Regions from separate parts of the Homo sapiens genome. Here region 1 is linked to region 2. A link is a loop called in an ENCODE intact Hi-C map of the cell type or tissue named here. Cell type or tissue: tibial artery. All regions are shown on one strand.

Region 1 (2,500 bases), 860 kb after region 2:
AGGAAAAAGAGCAGGAAAAAAAAATGATTAAAAGGAAATTATAATGATTCAGGAGTTTAAACAACTAAAGCAAAATAAATTTTATTAATTTTAGAATTTAATGTATTCATATTAGTTTTCTTTATATATATGTATATATACCTACATATAACTAATCTGAAAGAATCCACTCAAGACTATTTCAATTATTTTTTAAAAACCTATGAAAAAGAAGCACTATCTATTCAGAATAAAACAAATCAGATGGTGCTCTCCACACAGAAACAGTCAATGCATTATGGCCACTGAGTTTGGAGAATGAGGGGAAAAAAAAACATCAAATGGCATTTAAAAGCATTTAAAAAGAGCTATAGTTGTGGCTATAACATCTTTGAAGTTAAATATAGGGATCCCACTGATTAGACACTTCCATCTTGAAGTGGCTAGAACGATACCTTCTACAGACCTCCTATTTGGTTGGGTTTTCATATAAATTCAATATTTCTGTAAAGTTTCTGTTCTATTAGATACTAGATCTATTGAAACCTCAGAAAATAAAACAAAATATTGAAAAACCTTTACACCTATTATTGCTCTCAAGCTGTAATTATACATTTTGATAATATGCCTTTATGCCTTAGAGGAGCAAACTGTGAATATATGGAGGTATGGAAGCCTCTATAGGCCAAGACTGCACATTACTGCTGGCTGAAGAGTCCTCTCTTTTCTGAATGCGGAAGTCAAAATGACATGAACAAGACATAGGTTACTCTGACCACGGGGTAAGTAGCAATTATCTGGTATATCCTCTGATATAAGGACAGTTATATCCTAGTCACCTTATTTACAAAGAAATGGATGATATTATCTTTAAAAAGTTTGGGACCTCAAAGAAAATGTATAAAGCAACTATAAGAATATCTTATTAGCTGAATACTTCTGTCCAAGGTCCCAATCCCAGGTGAGGAAGCTATTTATGTGAGAAACACCAACAGATGCAGTTATTATCTGCATCTGCATCTCCTCATCACCTTTGTCAATCATCTGTTAAGTACTCTACACCCAATAACTGCAGGGGACACTCAAATAAATATGGAGTGGAGGGCAACAGGTTGAAGGGGAGCAAGCCATTTTTACACCAGGAAGTTTTTTTTTTTTTTTTTTTGGATAAGATACTTCAAAAACTTAGTAAGATACTGTACTATGTACAATTCTGAAAACCAAGGTAACTGAGAACACCTAGCAAACGGATCTAAACTTATAAAGGAACTTATGGAGACAATTTTGACCTTATCCTGTCCAGAAGATTAAACTTCACTTTTTTTATTATTATTTTCTGGGACAGAGTCTCGCTTTTGTCACCCAGGCTGGAGTGCAATGGTGCCATCTCAGCTCACTGCAACCCCTGCCTTCTGGGCTCAAGTTATTCTCATGCCTCAGCCTCTGGGGTTTTACCATGTTGGCCAGGCCAGTCTTGAACTCCTGGCCTTAAGTGATCCGCCCAGGTCAGCCTCCCAAAGTGCTGGGAATATAGACATGAGCCACTGCACCTGGCCCAAACACCCTCTTGATGTAGCACTGGACTCACCTTAAGAAAAAGAGGCATTTCCATTCTTTTCTTAGAAATTTAAAACTCCAGTTGCTCCAGATCAACTCCAAAATATCACACATTGTACTGAAATGGTCCTACCATATCACCATTAATAATGATGAAACTGAGCTAAAACATCTGGTCAATTCAAAAAAACAAAACACAATTTGCAAATATGTACTGTATTTATTCATTAAGACTTTCCCTACATTTCTCTTAAAGACGATATTTCTCCAGTATTACCTAAAATCAACAACTACTCTGAGCAACTCTCAAGGGACCAACATGACGCTTCTGCGTCCCTGCAAGATCTTGGTTTTCATCCTGCAAGCGTTTTTTTTTCTCACCATTCCATCCCTCAAGCGCAGCACTCCAGGCCGTACTAAATTTATTTCAAGTTATGAAAAACATCAAATTCTTTGGGCCTTTCCATAAGCTAGTATCTTCTCATCTCAGTGACTACCTACTCACCCTTGGGCTCAGCTTAAATGACAGTGCCTGTTAGAAGCATCTTCTGATATCTTTCACCAGGTGGGGAAGTGGCAAGTTTAACGGGTCTCCTTAAACTAATGCACATTCCACAATCAAAAGGCATGACTTTATTGTAACTATTGATTTATCTCCCAGGAAAGACTGTTTCATATGTTTAGGGACCTTAGTCACCTGGTTCACCAATTTTTCTAGAACCTAGCACAGTATCCTATCAGAAAGCTATTCTAAGAGTCCAGATGAGAAATGATGGTAGCCTTGGCGTAAAAAATTATACTAACTGATCAAGGCCACAGTAAATTCTCATCCTCTAAATATATTTAACCTGTTTAAGTCCAGTTTTGCTTCTAATTGGAAACTTTGCATACATTTGTTTATATTCCCTTTACATTTCTTTATTATTGGAGTTTATAGTCACTCAGATCCATACTGTTACTTTCT
Region 2 (2,500 bases):
TGTCAGAAAGGCTAGCTCTGACTATCATCTGAGGAGGAGAGAAAAGATGAAGAATGACATCTTTAGAGGCAGTCTGTTTGGGGTCAGCTACTCAGTCAGAAGTACACTCAATAGGAAAGAGGGCACAGTCATCTGAAAGACTGAAGAACATCACTCTAGGGAAAGGATGGGGCTGAAGGGCTCACCCCCAAAGGTGGAGAAGAACTTGGAAAAATGTCTGGAAGTACCTAGAGCTGGAAATACCAAAATATGTTTAATACAAATAAATCTATTTTAAAGGTAGACTTTCGCTGAAAGAATTATTAAAATGCTCATATTTTCTGTATTAGTCTGTTTTCACATTGCTATAAAGAACTACTTCAGACTGGGTAATTTATAAACAAAAGGGGTTGAATTGACTCACAGTTCCACATGGCTGGAAAGGCCTCAGGAAACTTAACAATTATAGCGGTAGGTGAGGGGGAAGCAAGGCATGTCTTACATGGTGGCAGAAGAGAGTAAGAGTGAGGGAGCATCTGCCAAATACTTTTAAACCATCATATTTCATGAGAACTCACTATCACAAGAAGTGAAGCATGGGGGGAGACTGCCCCCAAGATCCAATCACCTCCCACCAAATCCCTCCCTTGACATGTGGGGATTACAATTTGAGATGAAATTCATATGTGGACACAGAGCCAAACCATATCAATCCACCCTGGCCCCTCCCAAATCTCATGTCCTTTTCACATTTCAAAAGCAACCATGCCTTCCCAATAGTCACTCGAAGTTGTAACTCATTCCAGCATTAACTGAAAAGTCCAAATCCAAAGTCTCATCTGGGACAGCAAGTCCCTTCCACCTATGAACCTATAAAATCAAAAACAAGCTAGTTACTTCCAAGATACAATGGAGGTACAGGCATTGAGTAAATCTTCCAGTTCTGAATGGGAGAAATTAGCCAAAACAAAGGGGCCACAGGCCCCATGCAAGTCTGAAACCCAACAGGGCAGTCATTAAATTTAAAGTTCCAAAATAATCTCCTTTGACTCCATGTCTCACATCCAGGCCACACTGATGCAAGAAGTGGGCTCCCAAGGCCTTTGGCAGCTCTGCCCCTGTGACTCTGCAGGGTACAGCCCCATTGGCTGCTTTCACAGGCTGGCGTTGAGTGCCTGTGGCTTTTTTTTTTTTTTTTTGACTTGCATGGGGCCAGGTGTATGTAACACTCTGGGGTCTTGAGGATAGTGTCCCTCTTCTCACAGCTCCACCAGGCAGTGCCCCAGTAGGGACTATGGGTGGGGGCTCCAACCCCACATTTTCCCTCTACATTGCACTAGTAGAGGTTCTCCATGAAGGCTCTGCTCCTGCAACAGACTTCTGCCTGGACATCCAGGCATTTCCATACGTCCTCTGAAATCTAGGTAGATGCCCCCAAAGCTCAATTCTTGTCTTCTGCACACCTGCAGGCCCAATATCACATGGAAGCCACCAAGGCCTGACGCTTGCACCCTCTGAAGCAATGGCCCGAGCTGTACCTTGGCCTCTTTTAGCCATGACTGGAGCTGGCACAGCTGGGACACTGGGCACCAAGTCCTCAGGCTGTACAGAGCAGTGGGGCCCTGGGCCCAGCCAATGAAACCACTTTTCACTCCTAGGCCTCCAGGCCTGTGTTGGGAAGAACTGCCATGAAGATCTCTGAAATGCCCTGGAGACATTTTCCCCATTGTCTTGGCGATTAACATTTGACCTCTCTTTACTTAAGCACATTTCTGCAGCTGGTAGCTTGAATTTCTTCCCCCAAAATGGGATTTTCTTTTCTACCAAAAGGTCAGGCTTCAAATTTTCCAAACTTTTACACTCTGCTTCCCTTTTAAACATAAGTTCCAATTTCAGACCATCTCTTTGTGTACACATATAACTGTATTTGTTCAGAAAAAGCCAGGTCACATCTTTAATTCTCTGCTGCTTAGAAATTTCTTCTGCCAGGTACCCTAAATCATCTCTCTCAAGTTCAAAGTTTCACAGATCTCTAGGGTAGGGGCAAAATGTCAGTGGTCTCTTTGCTAAAACATAGCAAGTGACTTCAGTTCCCAATAAGTTCCTCATCTCCATCTGAGACCACCTAAGCTTGGATATCATTGTCCATATCACTATCAGCATTTTGGTCAAAACCATTCAACAAGTCTTGAGGAAGTTCCAAACTTTCCCACATCTTTCTGTCTCCTTCTGAGCCCTCCAAAATGTTCCAACCTCTGCCCATTATTCAGTTCCAAAGTTGCTTTCACATTTTTAGGTATCTTTATAGCAGTACCCCACTCTTGGCACCAATTTTCTGTATTAGTCCATTTTCATTCTGCTATAAAGAACTACCTCAGACTGGGTAAAAACAAAAGAGGTTTAATTGACTTACAGTTCTACATGGCTGAGGAGGCCTCAGGCAACTTACAATCATGGCAGAAGGAGAAGAGAAAGCAAGGCACATCTTACATGGTGGCAGGAGAGAGAGAGAGGAACTGCC

Evidence for each region. A loop is a pair of places that touch in the nucleus more often than their neighbours do. Peaks named below come from ENCODE experiments on the same cell type or tissue, not always from the same donor. Only the 100,000 strongest peaks of a DNase experiment are listed, where the experiment ranks them.
Region 1: it touches region 2 in a loop (8-fold over the local background); 36 of 110 quality-filtered maps call a loop at or near these places.

The regions. Positions count from the first base shown.
Region 1 is chr3:96,851,247-96,853,746 of GRCh38, reverse strand. The region is part of intron 1 of EPHA6 (EPH receptor A6); the gene reads right to left. Among named protein-coding and RNA genes, the nearest start is that of EPHA6, 38 kb to the right of the region's middle. In tibial artery, no CTCF peak of the experiment used is centred here; no DNase peak of the experiment used is centred here.
Region 2 is chr3:97,707,834-97,710,333 of GRCh38, reverse strand. All of the region lies in intron 14 of EPHA6 (EPH receptor A6), which reads right to left. Among named protein-coding and RNA genes, the nearest start is that of ARL6, 56 kb to the left of the region's middle. In tibial artery, no CTCF peak of the experiment used is centred here; a DNase peak (open chromatin) is centred at 1,549.